3 separate regions of the Mus musculus genome follow, and regions 1 and 2 are each linked to region 3. Evidence: chromatin loops called from intact Hi-C (ENCODE). Cell type or tissue: left cerebral cortex. All regions are shown on one strand. Links, peaks and the distances in the headings refer to the core of each region. The heading gives the core; the rest is flanking DNA. Region 1 overlaps Arnt2 (aryl hydrocarbon receptor nuclear translocator 2). Region 2 holds the start of Mesd (mesoderm development LRP chaperone). Region 3 overlaps Arnt2 (aryl hydrocarbon receptor nuclear translocator 2).

Region 1 (6,569 bases), core at 487-5,486, 84 kb before region 3:
GAAACCTCAAAGCTGCTCCAGTGACACATGGCCATACCTCCTAAGTCTACTCAAAAAAGGCTACCAACTGGAGACCAAGTATTCAAATGTACGAGACTGTGGGGAACATGGCATCTCATTCAAACCAACACACATACAGAGAGAGAACAGACACAGACAGAGGCAAACAGATGGAGACAGACCATACCATGCCCTCCTTGGCACTAGAAGCTAACGTAGACCCTGGGCAGGCTGGCACTTAGGCTTGGGTTCAGATCCACATACAGCTGAAGAAGAGGAAACAAGCTATCAAGAAGGAAACAGACATGAAGGTAGGTGTGCAGTGGCCTCCAACACCCTGAAGGTGGGACTGAGGCTCTCTGGAGGCAGGCCAATGAATTGGACCTTCAGCAGGAAGCCTTTGTTATCTTTCTTGGAGTCTTATGCTGCTTGCCCTGTCCTACTGTCAGATGGTGGGAATCAGACACCATGACTTAAAAAGATTCATCCAGGGTCTAAGAAGGGAACCACTTCTTTTGCAGACCTGTTTCCATAGTAAGTCTTGGTGCTTTCTTACATCTGGCAGGGTTTTTTTTTTTTGTTTCTGTTTGTTTGTTTGTTTTGTTTTTTGTTTTTATATCTTCTCATGAAATCCCAGTATTGGCATCAAAAGGCTGATAGCTCCATCAGGGCCTTGTACTATGGCTGGCATTGACTGTTGTTTGCTGTCACTGTCACCAGCATGGTGTCTCCAACTGTTCCTTCTGTTAAGATTGTGAGGCATGCTTGAAGAGACTCAGAGGGATGTGGAAGAAGATAGAGTATGAGGGAGAAAAGCCAGCACTGGCGTGCCCTGGCCCGTTCCTTTCCAGGTCTCCCTCTCTCACCTGCTAGTGAAGTGTTCCAAGGGCTCAGACAGTCACCCATTCCTCTCCAGTGCTTCACAGCCTCATAGAACTGGCCACACTGACCTCTTGAGGACTTTGGATCCTTCTGGACATGTGCCGGACCTAGTGCTGTGAGTCCTTCCTGGCTGGGCTTTCTTCCCACTTCACTGTCAGGACTTCACAGTGAGCCTCTCAGCAGGGTGCTGCTCTCCTCCTGGCTGCCTGGACACAGGGTGAAGGTTCAGAAGTTTTAGATTCTTTGCAAAGTAGCTCCACATGTGTGGGAGAAATGAGCTGAAGCAAGTCACCTGACATACATTCTTGTTGTGACCTCCCTAAGCTCAGCAAGAGAGGGAGACTCCCACCCAGCAAAGGGGCAAAAGCAGCTTTTAACCTCACTGAGGAAGTGGCCATGAGTTAAGGGAGACGATGAAGCTAGCCATCAGAGTGGAGGGTGGAGGCTGCATACAGCGATGGGCAGGAATGTATCAGTTCCTGCCACTGCCTTGTATCCAGGGCTGAGCTTCTAAACCACTATCACTAAGGGAAAATCCCAGCCCTTGGTAGACAGAGTCAGGAGACTCTGGAGTTCAAGACCAGCCTGGGCTAAATAGTGTGACCCTGTTTTAGAAATTAAAGAACAAGAGAAATAAAGAGGTGTGAGGGAAAGAAAGAGAGGAAGGGCAGGGATGACTCTGTAAGTGGGTCTTCCTGGAGTGGGAATATTTTCAGACATGTTGCCACTGCTCTGTTCTGGGGACCTGTGGCCAGGATCAGGACTGCTCCTGCGTAGCCAGTGCTGGGCAACTGTACTAGAATGACCTTTCTCTTTGCTTGAGAAGCGAATGCTCTGTGCAAACTCTTATGTGATGCTGCACTGTTATTCTTAAACAGCACCGCTAGGGAGACTCCTCACTTCTTTCTCACTTAAATTATGCTGCGAAATGCCTGTCCGAGCTTCTTGTTCAGACCGCCCAACAGGAAGTAGGGTCAACTATGTTTTCAGCTCACTGTCTGGAGACTCACTCGTTCACCGTGCTGAGGTTCGTTTTGTTTTTGTTTTTGATTTTTAGAGAGAATACAATAGGGCTTAAAGTCACATTTTGATTTATTTTATTATCCAGATGTTTCATAATAAGAGAGAAACATAAAAAACAAAGGATGATTTACTATGCTTCTCATCCCAGAAGTAATAAGCTCAGCTTATTGTAGTCATATTTAACATTGGACATGGTGGCAGGGACCTGAACGTAACACCAGGGCAAGTGTTTTGAAGTTTTTTTTTTCATGTGTGTGTGTGTTTTTTTTTAGCGGTCTGTGTGTGTGTGTGTGGCATTGCTGAGGGACTAGTGAAACTGAGTGGCTCTAAATACTCATATGGGGCTTCTGATTTATCTCCTAGACTGGACCCACTTTATTTGCCTTTCAAACTATTAACAGGATTGCTGTCTAAGTGTGAGTTGACGCTCACACAAGTGGCAGGGGTAGTTTCTCTCTATGCTGTATGTATGTGATTGCATACATACTCGTGGGTGGGAAGGTACTGTTTCTCTCCATTCTACATGTGTATGATTGTATACACACTTATAGGTGTTGGGTATAGCTTCTCTCCATGTTACACAGTATGATTGCACACGTTCTCAGGTAGGAGCCATAGTTTCTTGGTCTTTAATTTTTCATATACAAGTCATGACTCCAGGTTTCCAATGAACTCCAGTAGACTCAGGATCTAGACCACCCTTTTCTTTCACCTGATGCTGGCCTGATCCGAAGCTTGCCTAGCAGGGCTGGAACCCTTTACTACACCACTCAGTTCTTCCTATATCTATTCTGTAGGGTATTGAGTAAAGAAAACTCTGTCAAAATGAGGATGACAAACTATCCTGACTTGCTTGTGACTGTTTCAGCACCAAAGTCCTGGAGTCCAAGAAGACCTGCCCTTGGTCACTCCAAGCATCTCATTGATCTTTAGGCCTGGATTGAGGGCCAACTAGTCAGTTATGTTTTGTAGGAGTTTGCTTATTTATTATAATCCTATCAAAGGCCCTTGAGATGGCTCAGTGGTATGGGCACTTGCTGCCATGCCTAATGACCTAAGTTACATAACCATATCCACAGATAGAAGGAGAAAGCCTAATCTCTCACATGTCCTCTATCTCCACAGGCAAACGCAAGAGTGGAAGAGCTTGCTCTTTCTCGAGCGTGCTCTGCTCTCTCTCTCTCTCTCTCTCTCTCTCTCTCTCTCTCTCTCTCTCTCAATGTTACAGAAGCTGTGATATCAAATTGAACTGAATGGGATTTTAAAAATAACTGTGTATATTACACCTATTTACGGTTTTGATGAATCCAGGCACAAATCATTTGGAATTTTGAAAACGTAGGTAGTTTATGAAGGCAGAAAAGGTGATCTTTCCCTTTACAAGCACTAGGTGGCAGTGTGGCTCTGCAAAAATGCAACTGACCTCAGTTAAACATTTTTGGTGGTTATTTTCCACAGGCAATTTCCAGGAAGGTGAGATGATAGCTTAGTAATTATACAGGATATTAATGAGCTTTCTTTATTTAGAATTCCCACATTCAGCTCCATTTGTCCTGTAGACAGCTCTGGCCCAGGGCTGAACTTCCAAAGCCATGCTGTGGAGAGCGATACATGGTCATCTCGCGGGTGACATGCATGTGGTCTTCTGTCTTTTCCCTTCATCCTGTCCATCTCCGTTCCTCTTTGTACAGAGGAATTTCTTTCATCACAACTGCCATTTTTGTTGTGAGGACAGTTGGGTTTTGAGGACCAAGGATCTAAGTGGATGAGGGATCCCGTCAGGGAATTCTGGACATGTCAACTCAGGCTGCACTGCATATAATCCAGAGCAAAGACATGCAAAAGCTGTCCTCATTCCCTTCATTTTGCCGTATCTGATCCTAGTTCCTAGGTCCCTCGAGTTCTTGCTTAGCCACACATCTCACTGGGGCTCATCTTGAGGTATGTGGACAAGTATGCTCTTTATGTGTAACATGACTGCCTCCTGGTGGCCTGGGTGCCCCATGCATTTCCTGGGTCACTTATTCAATCCCTCAAAGACTAGGAAATGAAGTTCACCCTCCCTATGAGGGACCAGAAGGTGTGGCCTCTGTAACTGTGGTCTTCTGGCACATACTTCATTCTCTGCTTGTTTATTGTTTGAGCCGAATCTCACTGGGTATTCTCCATTCTCATAATAAACTGCTAAAACATGGAATTCCTCAGACCTCCAGTCAGGCAGCCAGCCTCTCTCCTGCTTGGATCATGAGACTATATCTCACCAAATCCTTCAGGCCTACTAAAAACAAGCAGGGTGATATAGGGTCTGCAGATGGATGCCACACTCAAGAGCCATGCTGACTGCTCATTTCCTACCGCAGAAACTCTGGGTGCACTTGATCATGGTTATGTTCCCCTCTGCCCTAACATCTTCCAACCTGTGTGTGCTGACATCAGAAGCACTTGGGCCTTTAAGAAGGATCATTTGGAGTGTTAGTTCAGTAAGAATTCACCAAAACATTGATATTAACAAGGGGAGGCCCAGCAGAGAAGAATCTCAAGAGTAATTCTGTGAGCTTCAACGAGCAGACAACCAGCTTCAGTGATTTTGGTATCAAAGGCCCATTTCCTCCTCAACAGCCTGTTTGATCCTGGGTGTAACAGGCTGGTTTTCTTGAAGGACCTTTGCCCTGAGGTTGGTAGAGACTCACCAAGTCACAAGCAGTATTCTCAGACAGCTTCACTGTCCCCTGATATTATGTCATCGCCCTTTGAACTTACTGTCTTCCAAATCCCTTGAGCAATATACCATAAAAGTAAGAAATTAAGTGCTGGTATAGAATACATGATGTGGATGGACCCACATACTCCAGGGATGATGGCAGACAAGAAACATTGATGCCTTCACACAACATGGCCTGAGTCATCCATTGGTGACCTGAGAAGCGTCAAAGGGGGACAAGTTGACACTTGAGTATTCCTATTTCTGACCAGAGAACTAATAGTGAGTGTACTGGAGACCTTTTGTTTGTAATTTTTTTCTCTTGAGACTCTGCGGATACTGTTTAGCATGGCCAAAGGTCGGAAGCATTGAGCAGCGATGTGATGGGGTGAAAATTGGAAGCATTGCATAGCGATGTGATGGGGTGAAGACTCCCCTGCGTTCACAGCTCATGTAACCAATTAGAGTCCTCTGAGAGTTATAACTAGTTCTTACCTGTGCCTTTGACTTTCCAGAATGGACTTCGATGACGAAGATGGTGAAGGTCCCAGTAAATTCTCAAGGTGAGTTTATTTTACCTTTCTTAAGCCAGTAGCCAGCAGTCACATGACTGTCATGAACAGGCACTTAGTGCCTTTTGTCACTGAGCAAGCCATTGCCTGATCTCTGGCCCTCTTGTGTACGTCTCATTTAATGCAAGTATTTGGCTTGGTGGCAAGCAACTTAGTAATCCTGAAGTGTCCCAAGCCTAGCCTTGTGGTACATGCTTGAAATCTCAGCACTTGCGAGTATGAGGCAGAAAGATGGCAAATTCAAGATAAACCTAAGGCATAGAGCAAGATTTTGTCTCAAAATAACCCATAGCAAATGTGAGTTCTTAATCCTGTTTGCTTTTAAGTTAAACAGTAACTACTAACTTTAATGGTCTCCCTTTAAAAAAAAATCTTAGGGTTCAAGTATAGAGAGAATTATCAACATGAATCCTGTTTGTTTGTTTTTTTAACTATGGAAAATAAGGAGAAATACAGGAAATATGGAGCCTGTCTGGGTTGGTGTCAAGATCCTGACAATCAAGCTATTAACAGCATCTTTGGCTGGCTCTATGGCACTGCTCTGGGTGTAGCCGACCTTTAAGGAAGGCTCCTGGGTCAACAGTGCTGGTGGTATAAGATAGAACCATGACTTCTGATTCTTCCAGTTTGTTCTGTTGGGGCATTTTGGGACACATGGATGTGTGCTGAAGGAAGGTATCATTCCTCCATTCTTACCATACTTTTCATCTGTACCACCTTCTTACAGCAGGGCTTGCCTTGATGCCCTCATTCCTGAGAACTCTTTCTTGGTTATTGTTAACCTTAGAAACTTGCTTCCGGTGATAGCTGCTTGCCTACTGCATTCATACTCCATTTGGACTGACAGTCTTGGATGTTTGAAGCAATTTTGAGAAGTGTGATGTCCCCACAGCACATTAGGCTGGCTGTCTACTTTTCTGCATGAAGGTCCTTTTGGTTCTTTGTAACCGTAACCAAAATGATAGCTGTGAATTAAGCAGAGTTCTCTACAAATGCGGGAGGAATGAATGTCTTGTCCTGCCCAAGGATTTCCAGCCTTCAAGTCCATAGTAAATATTTCCTCATCCCATAAACTTTTACCCCCTGAGACCAGGCTCATCCATTTCCCAGCTTCATCCTCATCTGAAGAATGAGAGATGTGGTAAGAACACATTTTAATACATTAATGACCTTGGAATTCCTATCAAAACAAGATGTGAGCTTCACCAACAATTGATTATCAACAATTATCTCTTCCTATGCAGATATGACCCATCTTCTTGGATGTCCAGGTTTCTAAAGATGTATCTTAGTAGCAAGGAATGCTCTGTTCCTGGAAATCTCTCTCTCATCTCTCTCTCATCTCTCTCTCACCTCTCTCTCTCTCTCTCTCTCTCTCTCTCTCTCTCTCT
Region 2 (6,569 bases), core at 141-5,140, 380 kb after region 3:
TGCAGAGGTGAGAAATTCCCATTTTTATCTTTAACATGAAATGTCATTTCCATCTATGTCTTATGGTTTGTACTGGCTAGTTTTGTGTCAACTTGACACAGCTGGAGTTATCACAGAGAAAGGAGCTTCAGTTGAGGAAATGCCTCCATGAGATCCAGCTGTAAGGCATTTCCTCAATTAGTGATCAAGGGGGGAGGTCCCCTTGTGGGTGGGACCATCTCTGGGCTGGTAGTCTTGGGTTCTATAAGAGAGCAGGCTGAGCAAGCCAGGGGAAGCAAGCCAGTATGGAACATCCCTCCATGGCCTCTGCATCAGCTCCTGCTTCCTGACCTGCTTGAGTTCCAGTCCTGACTTCCTTGGTGATGAACAGCAGTATGGAAGTGTAAGCTGAATAAACCCTTTCCTCCCCAATTTGCTTCTTGGTCATGATGTTTCGTCCAGGAATAGAAGCCCTGACTAAGACATGGTTTTTGTTTGTTTCCTGCTAAGTGTTCTCACATAGCCCAGTATGACTTCCTAAGGGGATGACCTTGAACTTCAGATCCTCCTGCCTTCATCTCCCAAGTGCTGAGTTTACAGGTATATGCCACTCACTGTGCCAAGCCACGTTTTATGTTCTGAAGTCTCAAACTGGCTTTGATGAGAAGGCTAAAAGCCACTGCATGGAACAGGTCCTACAAGACTCCTCCTCAAGGGCCCACAAAGATCCAAGGGAAGCAGACAGAAATCCTAACCTCCAAGGTCAGCAACAAGCACTCAGTGTATCCCCATACATTAGTGCCCAGGAAGAAGAAAGCAATGGCATGGGTCTGGGTGACACATAAAAGCGTGCCCACAAGGCATGATGCTGTGCTCCTAAGCAGCAGACCATCAGAGAACAGTCACCACCAAGATATCTGATGGGAGTTACAGAGAGCATTCTTAGCAACTCCTTCCGTTCTTTCTTATCACTTTCTTACTTCCTCAATTAAGATACTAAAGACTTGGGTTTTTGGAACTATTGTTAAACAGAAAAAATAGGCTATAAAAAAAAACCCCGAAAAACCAAAACTCAGTTGGATGGGTAGGGAGGTGAGGGTGGGAAGGACAGATTTAGAAGGGGGTAGAGGATGGTGAATATGATAAAAAATATACTGTATAAAATATATAAAGTAGAACCTTTCATATTTTGAGATTTCAAACTTTAAGATCATATGGCCTTTGAACACAGACTTGTTCACATTCGTTTTATTAACCACGTGTTACAACCACATGTGTCAGCACAGCTACACCATGAACCATGGAACTGGAACTCATTCATTCTTCAAAGAGACTAAGCAATGCCATTTTTATTCTGATGAAGCAAAGGTTAAAGAGATAAAAGACAAGCCAAATTTCCAAGACAAGATATTAAAACAAACATACTAATTTTGGCCAATAAACAAACAAGTAAACCAATGTTTCAAGAAAAAAAAATTAAATAAAAGGATTCATAGACAGGAAAGGCCCAAGGTCCTTGGAAAGACTGCCAAAACAGACACCCTGCTTCAGCCCCAGCACACATCCAGGTGATGTGGCCAAAGCTGCAATCCCAGTGCTAGAGGCAGAGGTGAGAGGATCTTTTTAAGTGTGAGGAGTGAGGCCATCTGGACTAAATGGCCAGAGCTATAGTGAAAAATCAAATATAAACCCCAAATGCCCACAAAAATGACCTACTATAGCTTGGGGTCTTTACCTCTGAACGTCATAGTTGGCGTTGAACAGGCTACCCTGCCACAGGCTGGTGATCTCCTCTGTCTCCTTCTCGGTGGGGTTCCCAGACACGGTGACAAACATCATCAGAGTCTTCCCTTTCTTTGTCATTTTCAAGATGCTCTCAGGTTTGCCTGGGTCTAGCTTTGAGAAGTCGATAGGTGCTGAGGGTCTCTTGTGTTCTGGAAGGTCTCCTTCTTCTATGTCATCATCTTTCTGTCAGGAGAGAGGGAGCATTAACCTGTCATCAGAGACGCTCTCTGCACTTGCACAGGTTCTGCCCAGGATGTCAGACGCAGGGGCACACCACCAAACTACTACACAAACAAAATGTCCAAGGATATCCCCCTTGACAATACTTAGGGGTCCTGCATCACATAGGTTTCCATAATGTTCCTATTCCCAATTTAATCTCAATTTAGATTATAAAAACAGCCACATTCTGGTGTGGTTATAGATGCTACCTAGCAATGAAAATCAAATACACATACAACAGATCTCAAATACAAGTATAACGGCTGAGGGTTGTACTCTCAGTGACTCCCAGTGATCTCAAGGAGAAAGTGAGAATTCAAGGCCAACTTAAGCAATTTAGCAAGACCTTACCTACAAACACGCCTGGAGATATGGCTTAGTGGTAGAGTACATGTCATTCAGGATGAGGCCTTGAGGTAAATTGCCAACACCACTAAGGCAATTTTCTTTTGTTAAAATAACAGGTGCCAGGCATAAAAGAAAGACATATTATACAATCCCATTTATTTAAGGTATCAAGAACAAGTAAAAATAATGTGGGGGGACAGGAATTAGAACACTGATTGCTTCTGGGAGGATATGAGATGGGTCTGACTGAGAAAGAACACAAAGGAACCTTTCGGTGTGATGGTCTGTGATCCCAGGACTCACTCCGTTCTGTATTTCAATAAAGTGTAGGTTATCAGAGACAGAGGTCATGTCTAGCAACCCCAGGGTCCTGAGTCCTTGCTTCCAGCAGAGCAAAACAAACAAACTCCTCATGTTGCATCCTTAAAACCCACAATTCACTGCATGCAAATGTTCAACCCCCATACTTCTTCTATGTAGTGGTGTGTCCTAGCAATCCTGAAAACACCTGTGAATTTTAGGAAGGAGCAAAAGTGTACACATGCGAAGGATGACTATAGCAGATTCCTCACTTGGGGAAAAATGCCACATGGAAGCAGGAAGAGAGCACCCTGTGGGTACAGGCTGGAAATGCAGGCACATTGATTTGAGAGGTACCTGGATGAGTGGGTAGATAAAAATATTAAGACAGAGGTTTCTTGAAGAAAAGACTAGTCACCCTATGGAAAACAAAAAGTGAAGCCTTAAATATCTTTTTTGCCTCAGCAAGAATCACTCATATAACAAGTCAGAATGCCATGGACAACAACCTGAAGCAGTTCTAGGGCCAAATCTGGAATAATATGAACATCAAAATAGTAGTGAGGATTTATAATTCTCTAAGTCCATATTAACATAAAGAAAGAAAAAGAATATCAGTAGAATATCAATAAATAGTTAATAAATGGAATAACTAATAAATGGAAGAACGTACACAACAGACAGAAATAAATAATCCCCAAAGGGGATGGTAAGTTGGCTTGGTGGGCAAGGCGCTTGCCTTGGCAGATATGATGACCTGAGTTTAATCCCCAGGGCCCACATGGTAGAAGGAAAGAAATGACCAACTACATCCAACTTGTTCTTGGACCTTCATATGCATGCTGAGGTACATATATAGGCACAGAGATCTCTACTAGACCACATTCACAAGTGTGTTTGTATTAAATGCAGGGAATGTTATTCTGTTGGTCTCTGCTGTTCAGCTCAGTACACATCTCTCTAATAGACTAGAATACTCTCCTGTCCTGTCTAAAATCAAACCTGCTCCCTGTTGCCCTCTGACATTCCCACACAACACTTCCTCTTTATAAGATCCAACCATTTCTGTTTCTGTTTACGAGGGTTATTTCCTACCCCCTTGTTCTGACAGATGTCTTGCTCATCTCTGTGACCTCCTCTTCCTCGGGGTCTGAGCACTGTCCATGGCTAGGCCTCTCACAAGGCAAGGTTCACTTTAGCAGGTTAAAAGGCATTATTTACTAGAGTCCAAAAAGGACAGTTGGAAATTGAAAGGAGTCATACCCACTCAAATCTACTCCAAATTTTCTTTCCAGAATCTCACAGTGGAGCCCAAACCAGTTTGAAATTTACTATGTAGCCCAGGTTTAACTAAGGCTAGCCTCCTCCACTAGTCTCTTAAGTGCTGGAATTACAACCTTGCACTACCATGGCCCCACTACTCCAATTCTTCTGTTGGGTACAGAGAACAACAACAGGAGTCCCCCCTTTTTAAGTCAAATCCAACAGGTGGATATTTTAAATGTATGCCCAAAAGTCTTACCTCCTTCCAACAATATAGTTAGCCACAAGTTAAAAAAAAAATCAGCATTGGAAACAAACTCTGAAAAGTTCTCTGGCAGAGAACCTTACACAGTGAATATAGCTATGTGTGTGATTCCTTTCCATCAGCTGTGCCAATCAAATACGACAGTACAATCAAGGGCTGCAGTGTACTTTTGATCAGGAATCCCTCCTTAGAACCTTTTGCATACCCCAAATGCAATCAAGTAACAGACCAGAATTCGGCCTCTCACAAAACAAGTCCACTACTCCCATCAATGAAAAACCTGAGTTGCATATGAGATATGCCTTAGTTCCCTTTACCAGTAAAATAAACCCACCCAAGAAATTACAAAAGCCCCAGCAGGAATATACACCAAAAGAAGTCGGAAACCCTCTATATTTGGAAAGATCTCTATCAAAGCTAAAAAAAAGTTGAGAGACCACCTTTAGAACCCATTCACTCCAGAACAGGAGGAGGAAGGAGGGAATGCTCTTCAGGAGCGCTCGCTCCCTGTTCGCGGCTCACAAACCACCAAGATCAATGTAGAGACCCCTGCGACATAGCAAGGAAAGTAGGGCTTGACTGGTGAGAGTCCAAGTGCTGACTGGAGTGGCTGAGGAGCCATGATAGCGAAAGACACTGGGCGAGAGGCCTGAGCCGTGGTGGAATGAAGAGAGACGCGGGAGTCAACGGGTACTGGGAGACATTTCAAGAAAGACCCTCAGAGGGCAGCGAGCGGGATCAGGGGACAAAAGTCAGAAGGTCAAATGTCCGAGAGGGTAAGGGTTAGGAGAAAAGGGATCTGTATGGGAGATGCTCAGAAGTGTGCAGGCGACACAGACCTCCCACTGCTCCAGAAGTCGCGCCATGTCGGCATCGTTGTAATCGCGGATGTCCTTCTTTTTCCGTGGAGGTGGGGTGGCCTCGCCCGGAGTGTCCGCCGCGTAGGCATTAGGAGGAGGGAGCAACAGAAGGTCCGAGGCACACAGAAACAGTAGAACCGCGCGCAGCCACCTGGAGGCAGCCATGTTAGCAGCCTAGCGTAACGGACTGCCCAGCGTAAGGCACAATGAGCCTGCGCAGACAGCGTGCGGAGTCCGGACGCCGGGGCCTCGCCCCCACCCCGCCCCCGGCCTTCCAATCCAGTCCCTAAGCGTGTTCTGCGCAGAACTAAACCCAGTACTTGACCCCGTCCCACCCTCGCGGACTCAAGTCCCAATGGCTCCGCCTCCGAGGAGTCCGTAGCCTACCGCACCCCGCCTCGTTCTGGTTCCTCCTGTCCGGACCTCATCCGGTAGCTCCGACCCCCTTGGCTCCGCCCACAACTGCATTCCCTTGGGGCTCCCAACCTCAGGCTCCTCCCCGTCATCGAGCCTTTCACCACTTGACTCCACCCCTCAGCCACGGTCTCCTGACTCCGCCCCTAGGGTACCGCCTCCTCACCAGACTCCGCCCCATAGCTCTGGGAGCTCACCTGGCTGGGGACCAAGGGTTCTTCCTCCTGGTTCCTCCCCTTGCCAGGCTCCGCCCCGCGAGCTCCGCCCCTTGGCCTGGCCAAACAATCTACTCTAGCTGGGTCCTGCCCAACTGTGCTTTCTCCACTATTTGGGGGTTTTGTTAGAAGTCAGCCCTTTTGTCTCTCATTCTCTAGCCAGGGTCTGAAAGTTCCCTCAGGGTTTCAGTGACAGAGTCCTCGAAGCCTATGAAATGAATGAGTTGGAAGATATGCAAACTACCTTGACCCTGAGGCCCTTTTCAGGGTGTTGACATTCAACTACGCTCCCTAGTAATTTCTAGCAAGAACAAACCGCCTGCTGAAAAGCTAAGGACAGCTAGGGCAACTTTTCTCGAAGACTGTAATTATAGGGTCTATTGTTATTCTGCTCCACGGATGATTTTCGACCCACCATTCTTTCAATATCACTGTCAATTAAACTGGAAAAAAAAACCCATTTAATTGATAACCATTTTTATTGTTTAAAATAGTTCCTGTCTCTTCTGATTTTCATCTACCACTGTGGCTTTAACCTATAGGACAAAACCACCCTAATTTTATTTTCTATTTTACAAGATTTTGACCACTAAGATCTTCAAAATTAAAATACTTGGGGTCAGAGATACTTTAAAGTTTCCTAAGCTTTAAGTGGCAGATCTGATTTCTTTAAAATTTCAAATTATATCATAAGACATGAAACCTTGGTGTAGTTGGAAAATATTCAAAAACTATACCTTAAGTACTGACCCCAAAGTGCCACATAATGCATACAATTTATTTCTATATTTACAAATGTATCTCAAGAATGGGTTTTCAATGTTTATATCAGCATACTGTGTTAATTACTAAGCATACTTGGGTTCTTTTTTTTTTTTTTTTTTTTTTTTTTTTGGTTTTTGCGAGACAGGGTTTCTC
Region 3 (6,569 bases), core at 903-5,902:
TAATCTTTGCATCCTGGTAATGTCATCAGTAAATAGTGAAGCCACCTTTCCAGGTGTCCATGAAAGTACGCTGGGAGCCACACTGGAACATGAAAGTAGTGGCAGATCGATACATTCAAATAAATAATGCATACAGACTTACCCTTTTATTTCACCTCCTTCCTGAGAGTTTATTGAATCCACTTTACAATGTCAAACAGAGGTTAAAATTTTTATGTGAATTAAGTCCATCTAAGAAATAAGTTTATGATGCATTATAGCTGTGCACCTTGCACTTAGCCCCGGATCATCCTAATGCCCAAGGGGAAAAGAAGGAAGGAAGGAAGGAAGGAAGGAAGGAAGGAAGGAAGGAAGGAAGGAAGGCAACTCTTATGTTGTTGGTACTGCTCTGTGCCAGGCACTGTTTGCGTATGGGTGCCCACCATCTGATTTGTAGCCACTAAATTAGAAACACTGACTATTACTGGTCTCACATGGCATGACAGAGTGACCCCAGAGCAGAAGCAGATGAAAGTATGAGCCTAGCTGCTACCTGTCACTCTTACTCTCATGCCCCTCCCCCTTACTGCCGTTGGCTGCAGCAGCACCCCATTCTGTGGTCTTGCTGACCTGTTCAGCAGCCGGCCACACTGTCTGGCTGCTCTCTCTTCCTCCTCCTTCTGACTCCCTTGTCTAAATGTTTTTGCAGGTGGTTAAGCTGAAGGGCCAAGTGCTGTCGGTCATGTATCGGTTCCGCACCAAGAACCGGGAGTGGCTGTTGATCCGTACCAGCAGCTTCACCTTCCAGAACCCCTACTCTGATGAGATCGAGTACGTCATCTGCACCAACACCAATGTCAAGTACGTGCACAGCCCTCTCTTCTGCTGATTATTCACATATGAGTGAGCTGGTTTGCTTGAGGCTCCTTTCTCCCCATAGGATCTAGCTGCAACCCAAAACCCCTATGGGGTGAAGGGGCAAGAAAATGGGAGACTCTGGGTTTCCTTTACTGTGGTGTGCATCCCTTCCATGTTCAGATCAGGTTACCACAGCCTCCATTCCATTCTTTTCTTCTTGACATTAAGCCAAGCAGAGAAGTATCTGCTTCTACATCCTATTGTGGTAAACACTGTGCCTGGTCTCCTGTCCTGCTGAAGCTAGTGAGTGGAAGTGGAGTGGGCTTCATGAAGCTCAGGCCAAGGTCAAGCAGCATGTTGTAGCAGCAGCACCTAAGCTTGGAAGCATCCCTCCCTGCTCCCAGCCCGGGACCCCTGCCTTTTGTGTACCTTTCATATCCAGGGAGCTGACAGGTAAATCTGAGCTCTCGTTTTGGCCATACCAGTTTGTGGTATTGTGTAAGTCACTTCCTCTCTTACCCGTCACTTCATGGGATGCTAAGCTGTGTCAGAGAGAGGCAGCTCCACTCAGCCACACATCCACATGAGGAAACAGCTATCATTCTGTGAGTTGCTAAGCCTGATGCCGTGGATTGGGGGCAGTGGTGCCTTTGTGATTTACAATATCACACACTTATGGTATTGTATCATGTGTAACCCTGGTGTGAGCTAAGGGATATTCGTACCCTGCAAAGAACCAACACATGCAAACATGTGGGCACACAGGTGTTCCAGTGAGTTAAAGCACGTAAAAGCTATGCCTGGGGTGACAGAGTGTGGAATGAGACAGGCATACTAAAGACTGCCCTTGTGTCTGCTGTTTATGGTCACTGGAATTCCCAATCTCCATTCCTCTGGTCCAGTCAAGGCTGGTCCTGAAACCCATGGCCTTCTTTTCCCCATCTCTTGACACCAGGGGATCCTTCTAAGAACCTGCCACGTCCCTCTGTCAGAGCCTCCCTTCCAACCTGGCCTCGCTGAGCCGCTGCTCCCATTCAGCTTGTCCCGGTCCCTTGAAGCCTGGCTTTTGCACTAGTCCAACAGCTTTGAGCACGCCATCTGGGACGCATAATCTCTTGCTCCCTGATGCTTCTCCATCAGCCCTTCTGGGCTAGCTCTCCTTCTAAACATCTTCCCCCTCTGTGTACTTGGTACAACTGGATTCGTCTTCTACCCCATCTGCTGGTCAAACTGTAAATGGAGCCAAATAAATAGGAGAAGCCACAGATCCAGATGGGCAAAAAGATGATCCTGTCTCATCCAGAGGTTTCACTCAAATTGAGGGTGTTCCATTTTTCCTTGTCAGTCCCACAATGTGGAGGAGGGGTGCTCTTTACCCAGGGACCAAAGACATGCCCATGAGTGACACACCCATATCTGATGCTAGGTCTGATGAAAATAAGGAAGATTGGGAAATGAGAGTAGAGCCAGATGCACGGGGCTAGGTAGGCCCTGGCTGCTGCTGTGTTCAAGGTATAGAGGGTGCTGAGCAGGCTTCTCAGGTGCCAGGCTCTTGCCAGAAGAAGACAATGCTAGCTAGCCTAACCTTCTTAGCACCTGTGCAAACCAGATCTCTACCCCTAGGCTTATCTCTCCCAATATGGCCTCACACCTGCCAATTCAGGCTGCCTAGCCAAGAAGTCACGGAAATAGAAAAACAAGCCAACTATTCAGAGTCCTGGACACTATTCTGGAATCTTCCCCCTTTGGATCCTAGGGAAAACTACTTCCTCTCTGGATCCTGCCTCCTTCTCTGCCCCTATCCCTCTTTGTTCCTTCTCAGTATGTGGTTGTGTACACAGGCCTGTGCTCAGCAAGGGCTCTGAGGCCGCTGGATTCCTGTGAGTGAGGCTGTTCTTGAGGGTGTAACTTAAGCTTCACTGTCAACCTTCCTAAATCTCCCTGTCACTAACTCCTCCCTATTGATGAACTACTTCTATAGCACGTCCAAGCCACCCTATCTACAGTAACAGTGCCCTGGCTGGGCACCCAGCAGCTTTGTAGATTTGGATGGGCAGAGCTGACTGAGGAGCCTTGTTGCGGATGGTTGGGGGCTTTTAAATCTTTCACCGTTGTTCTTTTCCAGTCTTCATTTACCTTCTGCCATCAGAGTCACATGTCTGGTCACAGCTAATGAAGCTGATGTCCCCTGTCCACCATGACTGGACATGGCCTAGGCCAGGCAAGATGCTTGCATTACTGTTCTTGCTTTAAGAGGGGACCCAGTCCCAGAAGCCCAAGGCTTGAGCTTCAAAACCATGAAAGCATGGGTAGAAGTAGGCAGGTGACAGTGGACAGATACAGAGGAAGAAGAAGACAAGACAGGACCCCCCCCCCAGAGCCTAGGGAACACCCCCAGGAGGCAGCCCTGACAAGGGGGAGGCATAGAAGCAAAGTCACCCTCCTCTGCAAGCCAGCCAGGCTGACTGGGTTGGCTTTCTGAAAGCCAGACAGTGATGAGACAGAAAAGCATTTTGTTCAGAGGTGGGCTATTCTGCTGTCTCAGGTCAGTCGTTCTCAGCATCTCCTGGAAGTTGTGTGAATCAGAAAGCCCCTGGGGCACCTGCAGCAGCGGCAGTAGCAACACATGTCAGTTTTCTAAACCAGGTGTTCAGTGGCAAGGATGAAAAGCTTGCTCTGGACGGTAGAGGGCGGTGCTGACCAAGCATGTGAGCAGACAAGAGCATTCTTGAGTTTTGTCAGCTAGGCCAGCAGTAGGCCAGCTAGTTAGGAAAGCTCCTCCCATGCCCTGTGCTTGGGGGGAGGAGTGAGGAGTTGCTTGCTCGGTAGCCTTCAGCTAAGAGCATCCAAAAGCAACTTCCTGAAGGAGTTAAGCAAGCATTGGGTGTTTAGCATTTGTGCTAAACTGCTGAAAAGGCTCTTTGTCACCTCTGACTTCTTCCTGTTCCTTCCACACAGATGGAAGCCCAGAAAAACAGACTGATGCAACACACAGGGTGCACTTCACTGAGGAGGTCAGGTCTTGGTGTTTGGGATTTGATACTCTGAGAAACCAGTCATGTCCGTCTTTCCACATTCGCCCATCCTAGCTCCTGGACATTCACTTCCCATCTCTCTTCTGGAGAGTGACATGCAATTATCCTTAGGCCAAGCCTCTGCTATTAAAATAGCACTAGTCTGAGGTTGTCTCGGGTTCTCATGACACAAGCTCCTGATGTGTGCATACAGCCATAGCTACATGTGTGCACTCATATGTATGTGCATGGAGGGCTAAAGATGCATGTGTCCCTGTGATGGTAGGTGTATGTGTGCATACATGTATGCACGTGTACATGCATACACATATGTGTGAGTACAAACATGGATTCTTAAAGCCCAACTGGTCAATGATCACATATACCCCATGGTCGTTAGTAGGAGTTACCTGCTTGATAGTAGGTGGAAAGTGAAGAGAAGGGGTGGATGCAAAAGGAGGCAGAAGGTTGTACAGCCAGGAGGCAGCAGCCTTCAGTGAGGGCTGGACACAAAGAAACCATTCTGTTCTGTCTTTTTGAGAGCCAGGCAGCAACTTCCAGTCAAGATGAGACGAGACCCCTCCAATGACGGGCTCCAAACCCAGGGAGCCTCTTAGTCCTTTCTTTTCCTGCCCCTCAGAGGAGAACCAGAACTGAAGGTTATGCCCAGAACTCTAGCACGCTTCCCCCTCTGCCCCGGTGGAGGTCCTGGTGTAATGTGACTTAAACAGTTAATAACTAATGCTTGAAATTAATACACCAACAGTTACTTTTTAACCAGCTATTACCCAAATAAAGAACACAGAGACCTTTAGAATGATAATAAGCCTTAAAGCACCGGAGCTGGGCAGATATCAACCCTCTAAGCTATTTTGTCTGTTCATGCCTTGAATCCCAATATATTGCTTGCCATATGCTTCATTTGCACTGTTCTTGCTTCATCGGGCTAGCCCTCATAGCCACATGCTCATGGTCCATATTAGCCCATGGTAAGACTTCCTTCTTCCTCCTCTCCTTGGTCTCCCTTATAGTCCCTACCTGAGACCCCCCCCCCCCCCGCCCCAAGCTCAGGAACCTTTGTCCTGCCTACCTCTCTTCTACCCAGCTACAGGCTGTCAGCAACTTTGATTAACCAATCAGAGATAATTTGGGTGCAAGACTTTCGAGACAAAAGCTGATGTACATAAAAAATTAATTCATCTTGGGGCAACAGAATTTACTGGCGTATGGAATTTAGCACTTGAATGCATAGCAGCACCAGACCAACCCCCAACATTTTGGTGACCTCTCAGGTGATGGTCACTTTCTTCCAGCCACTATTGAATCAACTTACAAGGCCAAAGAGATTTCTCTGAACATGATCACGTCAATGCCATGAGTCCAGAGTCTCCAGGAGCCTCTGGGACATGGAGGGTGTTTATTCTGGGCAGAGGAAAGAGGTCAGGCTCCACAGCCCTGCAGAGTTATATTTGAATCCGTTATATTTGCATTCTAGCTAGGAACACCACTTAAACTTGCTGAGCCTCATCTCCTTTATCTGATAATTGATAGCCATATATTGTAAAGATGTAAAATGCTGGCCAAGTACTGGTGATCAGTCTTCCATTCGGATATGAGCAGCCTGCCAGTGAGCCGTCATGCCTCCCTAAGATGCAGGGAACAGGAAACAGCAGATAATGGAGTACAAACAAGGAAGGACAGCGGTTCTTCTTTGACAGTAATGATTATATTGATTCTTTAAGAAAAAAAATTAAGAAAGGGTCTCATGCTGCCCAGGCTGGCCTTGAATATGAATATAACCTTGAACTACTGAATCTTTTGCCTCCACAACTCTGGTGCTGGGATTACAAGCACGGGCCACCATGGCTGCTTTTATGTGGTGCTGGGAATTGAGCCCATATCATTCATGCACTCTCCCAACTCTGCTAACCCTCTTTTTAAATTTTTTAAATCTATTATCATCATTATTATTATTATTATCATTATTGTTATTATTATTAATGCTCCAGTTTGCTTATATAAGAGGCTTACACTGCCTGGTGGGACAGCACACCCTTCTGATTCCATCCTTGCCTTTGTTCCTGTGCTCTTACACCACAGTAAAGTGTCAGGTCCATTGCGCCCCGGAACCTCAGTCTGCTCATCTGCCCTTCCCTGGAGACCCAGCCCCATCAGAGCAGGAATCTGTCCTGTTCTGAGTCATCAGAACAGGACTTGGGCATGGCTGTTTTCTTTGCCTCCACATAGTTCACTGAATAGACTTCTGGGTTTGATTCCAAAGCAGCTGCTCAGCAGGTCCTCCTACAGAGTCTCTTCACTGGGGTGTCTAGACCTTACCCTCTACCTTCTTTGTAATGTGAGTTACAGGCTTCACTGTTCCCTGAAAGCAATCCAGTCTCCCTACTTTAAAACTTGAAGCACCAGTTTTCTCTCTCAACGTTTTGTTTCCCCACACTCACTCCACCCCTAACTGAACATCCTGGTAGAGTAGGAGGAGCCTGGAAGAGTAGGAGGAGCCTGGAAGAGTAGGAGGAGCCTGGAAGAGTAGGAGGAGCCAAGCACCTTGGACTCAACCCTGAAGTGAGATCCTGCTCTGATGTAGCAGGACATCTCTGATCTAAACCTAGCTTTGAGCTCCAGCTTCTTGATATTGGATGTGGATAAAGTAACCACCATAAAAATTCAGTCTGAGGCATGAGTAAGAAGATGTGCACCCTC

The links. Hi-C counts contacts between places; a loop is a spot of excess contacts. Peaks named below come from ENCODE experiments on the same cell type or tissue, not always from the same donor. Only the 100,000 strongest peaks of a DNase experiment are listed, where the experiment ranks them.
Region 1: it touches region 3 in a loop (5-fold over the local background); 21 of 42 quality-filtered maps call a loop at or near these places.
Region 2: a loop joins it to region 3, with 2.8 times the contacts of the local background. A loop is called at or near these places in 2 of 42 quality-filtered maps.

What each region holds. Positions count from the first base shown.
Region 1 is chr7:84,353,120-84,359,688 of GRCm38, reverse strand. It overlaps Arnt2 (aryl hydrocarbon receptor nuclear translocator 2), which reads left to right. Exons shown (of 19, transcript NM_007488.3): 3 at 5,122-5,169. Among named protein-coding and RNA genes, the nearest start is that of Gm30873, 20 kb to the right of the region's middle. In left cerebral cortex, for the core only: CTCF peaks have their summits at 1,755, 3,293 (motif pointing right), 3,895 (motif pointing left) and 5,249; DNase peaks (open chromatin) are centred at 1,071, 2,892, 3,322 and 3,890; H3K27ac peaks cover 1,468 bases.
Region 2 is chr7:83,890,908-83,897,476 of GRCm38, reverse strand. Mesd (mesoderm development LRP chaperone) reads right to left here and starts at 5,211. Exons shown (of 3, transcript NM_023403.4): 1 at 5,002-5,211; 2 at 1,715-1,947. The coding sequence starts at 5,187. In left cerebral cortex, for the core only: a CTCF peak has its summit at 2,940; no DNase peak of the experiment used is centred there; H3K4me3 peaks cover 859 bases; H3K27ac peaks cover 575 bases.
Region 3 is chr7:84,269,606-84,276,174 of GRCm38, reverse strand. Arnt2 (aryl hydrocarbon receptor nuclear translocator 2) reads left to right here. Exons shown (of 19, transcript NM_007488.3): 12 at 689-840. Among named protein-coding and RNA genes, the nearest start is that of Gm26708, 40 kb to the right of the region's middle. In left cerebral cortex, for the core only: CTCF peaks have their summits at 2,055 and 3,514 (motif pointing right); DNase peaks (open chromatin) are centred at 1,990 and 3,557.